2 separate regions of the Homo sapiens genome follow, and region 1 is linked to region 2. Evidence: chromatin loops called from intact Hi-C (ENCODE). Cell type or tissue: IMR-90. All regions are shown on one strand. Region 1 overlaps LRRC28 (leucine rich repeat containing 28). Region 2 overlaps LRRC28 (leucine rich repeat containing 28).

Region 1 (5,000 bases), 66 kb after region 2:
TAAAATATTTGAAACAGACTTTTTTTTTAAAGATTAAGTATTTATGTTAACGACTTGGAAAAAACACTACTGAGAATCAGAAGACCTAGCATTGTCTCGATTCTACCTTACTAAGTCACGTTGTGTAAGATTCATAATCTCTCAGAGCCTCGAGAATTCTTATTTATAACCAGGGATAAAACCTGCCCTGTTGGTAAAAGAAAGTGAGTGAGACACTGTGAAAATTATAAAGCACTAAATAAACTAAAATCCAACTGCTTCTCACCAACAGTTCTGCTAACACTCTAGTGCAAGCCATCATCATTTCTTGCTGGGGTTATTTTGGCAGATTCCTAACTCGTCTCAGTTTTTGTTGTCGGCGCCTCGTTTAAGTTTTCATCACTGGCCCCTCTTTACAGTTATCTGAGTCATTCTTTTAAACCTAAATGAGATCATAGGACTCGTCTGCTCAAAATCCACCAGTGACTTCCCCTCACATCCAGAATGGAATCCACAGTGACCAAGGTCACACAAAATTAAGTCTTTACTGTTAACAAGTATAACATATTGCACCTTAACAAGATTTTCAATTGCAGGATCTTTAGTTTCGCTTTAAAACTGAGATGAGTGTTGGAAGTCAGGAAAACAAAGGCAAGGCTAATGGCAGAGGAACAATGAGCCAGTCTTCATGGAGTGTGGACTCTAAGAGGATAGAAATAAACTGGGAAGGCAGAAAAATGAGATGAGGAAGAAGGTAAATTTATTGAGTACATACTTTTGGTCTGAGAACTTTTCTATATGTAACAACTTTTACATTTTAAAAAATGAATGAACGGGATTAGAATCTTTGGTCTCTGATGCTAGGACTGGGCATCTATCTGCCTTATTCAGATATTCAAAAGGAGAGGAATAGATCTTTCTAAAAACTATTTTCAAAGATTAGTAATGTTCTGACCACTTCAGTTAAGAATTTTTGATGTTTAGTATTCTTTCTTTCACACTTTTGGATGGCATTTATGGGATGGGAAATCTTACTGGTCCTCAAGTCCGTGGGATTTGACAACTTCAGTTTATATTAAATCCACTTTGTTCTGCACTGTAGCCAGTGCTGCCTTAAGCATGATGTGGACCCTGCACCCTGTATCGTTCTCCCTACCCAACCCACAGTGTCCCAAGTATTAGAATTCTTCATTTCTATCTGCCAAAAGTCTAGTAAAAGATGAGATAAACTCTCTCTCTCAATGAAAACATGCTTCAGAATTACCTGCCCCCAGTGTTTACATACAGTCTAATGGCAATTAAACAAAGATCACCAGAGTGAACAGCTGGCCCCATTCTGACAATGAATGGCAGACGCTGAAGAAACACGTAATGGCTTGAAGGAGAAAAGCAGCAGGCTAATCCTCAGGGCTGAAGGCTCTTCTCCAAACTCAGAGGCAATGGACCCGAAAAGGACCAAAGATGTGCCAGACAAGACGCACCAGCAAGAAGGAAACATGTCAGTGGATAGGAAAGCAGCCCGTGCTCAAACACTCAGCAAAGAAACTGCTGCAGACCAACCTGAAGTGTTAGCGTGACACAGAACACTCATGACACTCACAGTGCAGGACAGACAATAGGCACCAAGGTCACTCAGCCAAGCTGGTGCCAGAGCCAAGGTATAAAACTAGGCTTCTTTTAAAACCTGCCAGAACTTTCTTTCATTTCCTCACACAGAAGCACAATGCATATGTACATTATCAACTCCTTTTATTATGCTATATGGAAGGGTATTACAAATACATAAAAGAATTTAACAAAATTAACAATAATTTTCATACATTACTTAACCAAGAGAGAGCTTTTAAACGTTGACAAAAAATGTGAAATTAAAAACACAAATATGAAGGGTAATTTTTAATTTTGGAAAAGGAAACAATATATCATTTTGTGTGTATGTATGTTTAAACAAAACTGACTTTATTTAGGTATCAGCGGGTTAGCCGAGTTCCTTTAAATAGTTAGGGATTTGCAAAGTGCAAAGCTCATGTAACATAATCTGTGTTTTCCTCAAATCCCCATCGGTCCATTTGCTTAAGAAACCCATGCTTCCTGGCAGGGTGCCGGCATACCAAACCTGCCCAGTCGTGCACAGTTTTATTTCTGTTACTAAATTAGGAAACCGAGTGGGCAATGTCTGGGACAACAGCAAAGAGAAATGCCTCGGCATCATTAGCCTGCAAGTCTCCCTAAAAGCTATATCATTATAAGATATTTAATTTTTAATTAGAGATACCAAGGCAATGTAGCCTAATATTGTGCAATACTAAGAAATAATTAAATGAAGACAAAAGGGAAAAATCCAAATGTTTAACAAAAGTATTCTTCTGAATAGCCTTAATCATGTTGTTAAAAATAAATGAACTACTACCACTCAAGGCTTAATTTCTCAATGACTGGTACTAAAATACTGCCCTCTTTTTCTAAGTGATGAAGGAGAAATGCGAAGTTATGCATCACAATTCTTACAAATATATACTAACATACTTTATGTAGAGCTCAGTTTGAACATTCAAGGAGATTTGAGTGGAGAAACACAAAGAAGGATTTCAAGAAAACAAAGCCACTGTTTTTATTTTCAAATTAATTTATAAATGATAGAAAAATATAGAAGGAAAAATACATAATATTCCTCTTTCCAAATTTTACTGACCCCAAATTTGCACATCATAGAGCTTTTAAAAAAAGATAGTAGCTATTAATTAACATTCTTTAAATAAACAAGCCCTGATATTTTATGGAAAGCTAAAGCTTGAATCCTGAAAGTGTTAGAATTTTAGTTTTAGCGATATCAGAAATACTTTTTTCTTATAAACATTTTGTTAAATTCAAACATCATAAACATTTTCTTAATTAATTTCAAAGTAGCATTCATTTTACTTTAGTTCTGTAAAATAAAAAATTAAATGAATATGTGCTAGAAAATCTACATCTTTACACAGATAATTTATGTATTTAAATATCAGAGTTTAGAAATTACAGAAAAATTAAACCAAGTTTCAGCGCTGTAAAAGCCCTGAAAGACTTGTCAACCATGACTATATTAAAAAGCTGTTCACAATATTTACTACCATTTAGCAAGACAGAAAATTCATTCACATTTATAAAAAATCCTGAGAGATGAACTCTTCCAATAACCATCCTGGCTGTTGGCATGCCTTCATCTAGTCTCCTTTTATATATACGTATTTATATGATCTCTAGAGCACAGCAAAAGGCACCTAGCTGATCTGACGTGTGCCAAAACCCAGAGCCTTTCACTTCTTTGGCTCAACTCCTACCGCTAAGATCTGGCCATCAGTGATGCACGCGAGCAGGTCCACAAGATTGGGGTGGGCCACACAGTCTCAAGTATCTCCCTATATTGTTGAAAAGAGGCACATTGTTGTGGAGGCCCAACAAAATGAGAGAAGCAAGGCTAAAGCTGTATTTTTACATAAATAAAAATAAAAGCAAGAAATAGATCAAATGATTAAAAATTATACTGAATAGGGTCGTGATCCCCATAGATCACTTTAATAAATAGTCTTTCAGACCCTCATTCTTGTTAACATTGCTACCTATACACACATAAAGAAATATATATAAGGCTGGGCACGGTGGCTCATGCCTGTAATCCCAGCACTTTGAGAGGCACAGGCAGGTGGGTCACTTGAGGTCAGGAGTTCAAGACCAGCCTGGCCAACACGGTGAAACCCCGTCTCTACTAAAAATACAAAAATAAATAAATAAATAAATGAGCCGGGCGTGTTGGTGCACACCTGTAATCCCAGCTACTCAGGAGACTGAGGCACAAGAATCACTTTAACCCAGGAGGCAGAGGTTGCAGTGAGCGGAGATCACATCACTGCACCCCAGCCTGGGTGACAGAGTAAGACCCTGTCTTGAAAAAAAAAGAAAAAAGAAAAGGAATATATATAAATGAATGGAGTGCCGGAAAAAGGAAAAATAAGTTTTGCTCTTCAAAAGACACCCCAATTAAAAAAATACACAAACCGCAGACTGAGAAAAAATATTTGCAAATCATATATCTGATAAATGACTTGTATCCAGATAATCACAGGGGTTGACAAAAGTTGACAACCTTGCTGTAAAGGGCTATTTATGTAAATCGTTTTTGCAAACCATATGGTCATTGTCACAACTACTCAACTCTGCCACTGCAGCATAAAAGCAGCCAGAGACAATATGTAAACGAATGGACATGGCTGTATTCCAAAAAAACTTTATTTACTAAATCAGATGAAGTGCTAGACTTGGCCCACAGGTCAGAGTTTTCTAACCTCGGTCCCTAGTATATCCGTACAGGTTATCTGATACTGAGTCTCTGACAGCAATTTTACAATTCTGTAAACTACAGATAACTGATAACAATGTAAACAATTCTTGTTTATAAACACATACATAAATTACATCCAGTGGGGGGGACAATGCTCTGTCTTTGTTGAGAAAACTAGCTTTGCCTCCATTTGAATATTCATTTATATTCTTTTTTTTTTTGCAATGGAGTTTTACTCTTGTCCCCCAGGCTGGAGTGCAATAGCGAGATCTCATCTCACTGCAACCTCCACCTCCCGGATTCATGCGATTCTCCTGCCTCAGCCTCCTGAGTAGCTGGGATTACAGGCATGCACCACCACGCCCAGCTAATTTTTGTATTTTTAGTAGAGACGGAGTTTCACCATGTTGGCCAGGCTGATCTCAAACTCCTGACCTCAAGTGATCCTCCCACCTCGGCCTCCCAAAGTGCTAGGATTGTAGGCATGAGCCACCGTGCCCAGGCCGTTTTTATATTCTTGATCTATGAATGTGTGTGTTCTAGGGATTCTCCTTGAACTTGTTATAACACCTTATCAATTTACTCATTAATAAGTTAAATAAAAGCTTTGCCACATTTTAAATTTTTTATATCTGTATGGGCATCACGATCTTAGCTTTTTTATGAAAATTATCCATTAACACCAGTATACATAAAGAACTCT
Region 2 (5,000 bases):
GACGAAAGAAGTAAAAGACCTAAATAAATGGAGAGACGCATCATGTTCATACATTAGAAAACTCAACATAGCATATATGTCAACCGTTTCCAAATTAATCTATAAAGTTAAAGCAATTCTTATGAAAATCTCAACAAGGCTTTTTGGAGACAAAGATAAATTTATTCTAAAAATCAGTGGAAAAGTGTAGGGCCTAGAATAGCTAAAAAAATCCTGAAAGGGAAAAGCAAAGTAGAAGTATCACTCAACCTGATATTAAGGCCTACCATAATCTAAACTATAGTAATTAAGACAGTTTGCTATTGACTAAGAGATAGACACAGATCAAGTGAATGGAACAGAGAATTATAATACAATTATATTAACAGAGATTTATATAGGCTTCATGACCTTGGGGGTAGGTAAAGATTTCTTAGAACACAAAAAGCATTACTATAAAATTGAAATGGATTAATTTAACTTTATCAAAACAGAAGACTTGTTTTCAAATGACATCTTTAGGAAAGCGAAAAGGCAAGCATCACTTTTGAATTTTTTTCTTAACTCAGGAAATTCTGTAAATTTTGAGTTATTAGATACTTTTGCATTACCTCTAATTTTAAAAAATTAAAGTTGGCTGGGTAACGGTTAATGGGTACAAAAAGTAATCAGAAAGAATGAATAAGACCTAGTATTTGATAGCACAACAGGGTGACTACAGTCAGTAATTGTGCATTTTAAAGTAACTAAAATTGTATAATTGCATTGTTAGTAATACAAAGAATAAATGCTTGAGGGAATGTGATTTTCATGATGTGATTATTATGCATTGCATGCCTGTATCAAACATCTCAAGTACCCCATAAATATATATATCTACTATGTACCCACAAAAATTAGAAATGAAAAAAATTTTAAAAATAATTTTTTTTAAAAAATGAAGTTGGTTAGAACCCTAGTTCCAATAATTTTTATGCTACACCAGGATGTATACATTTGAATAAATCACAATTGAAAAGAACCACAGACATAAAAAGTGCATTTTGGGGGATTCGCTGATGAAACTTAACACAAGGAGCAAAAGATAATTATGTTAAATGCAAATCATTCATACAAGGGATACATTTCATACCACAGCCATTTAGTTTTTAAAAATAAAGCTCCTCATATGGTTTAGCTGCGTCCCCACCCAAATATCATCTTGAATTGTAATTCCCATAATCCCCATGTGTCGTGGGAAGGACCCGGTGGGAGGTGATTAAATCATGGGGGGGTGGTTACCCCCATGCTCCTGTTTGCGTGATAGTGAGTGAGTTCTCATGAGATCTGATGGTTTTATAAGGGTCGTTTCCCTCTTTGCTCAGCAGTTCTCTCTCCTGCTGCCATGTGAAGGACATGTTTGCTTCCCCTCGAGCCATGATTGTTAAGTTTCCTGAGGCCTCCTCAGCCATGTGGAACTGTGAGTCAATTAAACCTCTTTCCTTTATGAATTACCCAGTCTTGGGTATTTCTGCACAGCAGCATAAGAACGGACTAAAACAGCTCCCAAGCAAAAGCATTCAATTCCATGAAGATACGGGATTTACACTCATTAAAGGATAATGTCCTTTGGATCATCATTAACTACTTATGAAGCTCACGGGGGTGGAGTAACCTGGAGGTTTCATATTTGTGCAACAAATAAATCCCAAGGCTGTGTACTTATTTGCTTTTGGGAGACTCATCTAATAACATATTGTATCTGCTTGTTGTATTAATAATCTGAGTTATTACAAGTACACCAACCAATCTGCTGCCTTAAGAATGGATTCATGTTGGTTAAGTCCTTTAAAATCCAGAACTGTGGCACCAGAGACATCAGAGGTCTGGGGAAACACTTTGAGCTAAGCAATAAGCTCTACAGTTAAGAAAAAGATGCTGATAAATTCTACAAAGAACATCAGACATGACATTTGTTGCTTTAGAATCTTTGAGCATATTTACAGGCAAGGCAGAAGAAAGAGCATTTCAGCTTGGTTTTAAAATACAGAAATACCACTATTCCTTAAAAGAACGAATCACAATGCTGTTGGCACATATTGGAGCCCACAAAAATCATAAGAAATGTGCGATTTTTTCTGCAAATATGTTTCCTGATTAAAAACACAAAGCATATATTTGACTCGTACAGGAAGTCAAGCCAAAAGAAAAAATAGTATTTATAAGACAAAGTTAAAATCCTGAGCTTGTGTACATATTAACTTACTCAAGAATCATCTAATAACATATTGTATCTGCTTGTTGCATTTATGTTAGTAGTGACTGTCTCTCATGGGAAGATTCTGTGTGCAGAAACAGAAACAGAAATGTCAAGCAGACTTCTTTCTTGATTGTGTCATTGCCCTAGACATTAGGAATGAGATATGTATGAGAAAAGAATTAGGTGGTGGGGTCAAAGCAGAATTTTCAGTACCTACTGCAGAGCACAGCCCATGACAGATGGTCAACAAATAATTTTTGAATGTTGTAAGGAGGAAGAAACAGCTAAGAACAATTTACTTAAATTTTTGAAGACTATTTCACTTGTGGGAAATTTCATAAGTCACCTTAAGAGGGTGCCAACGAATAGGCTTCTGCCAAAAGGAAAAACAAAATCCCCAAAATGAGTATGCAAATAATGTTGGTGTGACTGATATTACTTGGCTTCAAAGAAGCAATAGCCACAAAAAGCAAGGGTAAGGAAATATGAAACATTTCATAAGTGAGGAAACCAGATAAGAATTATATAAAAGAGCTTATTTTAAAAATAAACTACTAGTGAGTGGGAGAAGGGAGTATTAGTTGTTTTGAAAGACAAAAGGAAACTGTAAGACCAAGTCAGTTTTGCAGGCCCTCTAACAAACAGGTCTTTACCTCAAGGCACAACAATCACTCAGACATGTGGCACTCTCATAGAATCACTCCGGCCCAGAAGACCAAGAATTCCTGAAAGAACCAAGCTATGTAAATCTGAGCTTGAAAGTGGCCTGATTGAAGCCCATGGAGCCCTCACCTACCACAGCACCCGGCTGGCAGTAGATGTTCGAAGTGTGTTTGCTAACCAACTGGATAAATTAATAAACAAGAGGATGAGTCTTTTGAGTTACTTGGAAGTAACCTGAAAATTTTTTTTACAAGAAGCCATTGGCATACTAATGTTTTGTTTTTGTTTTTGAGAGAGTCTTGCTCTGTCACCCACCCTGGAGTGCAGTGGCGCGATCTCAGCTCACTGCAACCTCTGTCTCCCAGGTTCAAGCAATTCTGCCTCAGCCTCCCAGTAGCTGGGATTACAGGCACTTGGCATACTAATGTTTTAATAATTAAAAATATTTTTAATTTCTAAAGCAAATACCAGTTTGTTACAAAAATTTAACACTACTCAAAGGAAACCACTGTTACTTTGGTGTATGAGTCCTTCCCAAGACTTTTTCTATATATACACAATTGTTTCAATATGTGTGTATGTGCATGTATTTACTATATATGTGCACATAGATATACACATATATTCACACCTATAATTGCTTGACAAAGACTGGATCACACTATGCAATCTTTTATGTAACTTGCTTAATAACATTTGTAATTGAACAAAAAAATTTGCCATAACAATCTTTCCTTTTCTTTTTTAATATGTATACAGTTTTAGGCAAAGGGCTTTTTCAATGCCTCTAGAAATAATTTTTTTTCAAATATTGTTTTGTAGATTTGTAAAATTATATCCCAAGTATATGGAGTTGAAAATGAAAGTTCTCCTTCCACCTGACTACCTCATAACTCCACATTCCCCCCTTCCCAAGATACTCATAGTAAAGAGTTGGAGCTCCATCCTTCTGGACTTTTTAGTGCAAACACCCAAACCATACACACACACACGTGTGCATGTGTGTATATGTACATACGTACACATACACATATATTTCGAAAGTACCTTGTTCATAATGTTAGAGAATATTTAATTTTGTATTTATGAGTTTATGAGTTGAAAGTATATTTAAACTCATTATTTACAAGTTTATTTATTTCGAGATTTCTCTATGCTAATATGCTGGTCCACTTAGTAGCTAATTGAACAGCACAGTGGCTAAAACACAGATTTGGAGCCAGACTATTGGGGTTCAAATCCCAGCTCTGCTATGACACCTTGGCCCAGTTTGCAATCTTCCTGTACCTGTTTGCCCTGTAAAAGGGATATCACAGGTTGGACCATACGCATATGACTTGTATGATTCAACTTAATGATAGTACCTATCTTACAGTACTAAGAAAAGTAAAATAGCTCAACTTCCAAACTAGATCTCTTTATCCCCAGGACTACTGGTTCTTCCATTGCACGCCATGGCTTATTACACAAAAGCAGAGATAACACAGCAATAAAGCCTGAATGCACTCTGTACTACCCGTTATGGCTAAAGCTTAACCCAGCAATATGGGAAGAACCATTGGGTTACCGGCCTACCTACAGTTCCTGTCTCAAAATACCCTGGTGATTAAAGTAAGACCTTTTAGTTAATTTTATGTGTCAACTTGGTTAGGTTATGGAGCCCATTTGTTTGGTCAAATACTAGCCTAGCTGTTGCTGTAAAGGCATTTTTTAAAGATATGATTAATATTTAAATCAGTACACTCTGAGTTGAGCAGATTACCCTCCATAGTGTGGGTGGGCCTCATCCAATTAGTTGAAGGCCTTAAGAGCAACAAAGTAGAAGGTATTCTCCCTAAGACTGCAATAAAGAATCCCTGCCTAAGTTTCCAGCCTGGTGCCCCGCAGAATTCAGACTCAACACTGCAACTTCAACTCTAACCTCAACGTCCAGGCCGCCAGTCTGCCCCAGTTCTGAACGCGCCAGCCTTTGCAATTGTGTGAGCCAATTTCTTAAAATCAGTCATTCTCTCTCTTTCAATGTGAGAAATTTTGCTATCAGGAAGTGGGATGCTGCTGTGACAAATACCTAAAAATGTGGAAGTGGCTTTGACATGAAGTAATGAATAGAGGCTGGAAG

What was found. Hi-C counts contacts between places; a loop is a spot of excess contacts. Peaks named below come from ENCODE experiments on the same cell type or tissue, not always from the same donor. Only the 100,000 strongest peaks of a DNase experiment are listed, where the experiment ranks them.
Region 1: it touches region 2 in a loop (2.3-fold over the local background); 6 of 110 quality-filtered maps call a loop at or near these places.

What each region holds. Positions count from the first base shown.
Region 1 is chr15:99,303,353-99,308,352 of GRCh38, reverse strand. All of the region lies in intron 5 of LRRC28 (leucine rich repeat containing 28), which reads right to left. Among named protein-coding and RNA genes, the nearest start is that of LRRC28, 54 kb to the right of the region's middle. In IMR-90, no CTCF peak of the experiment used is centred here; a DNase peak (open chromatin) is centred at 2,052; H3K4me3 peaks cover 518 bases; H3K27ac peaks cover 438 bases.
Region 2 is chr15:99,369,275-99,374,274 of GRCh38, reverse strand. All of the region lies in intron 9 of LRRC28 (leucine rich repeat containing 28), which reads right to left. Among named protein-coding and RNA genes, the nearest start is that of LINC02244, 31 kb to the left of the region's middle. RefSeq lists an enhancer at 2,470-2,529. In IMR-90, a CTCF peak has its summit at 2,564; no DNase peak of the experiment used is centred here.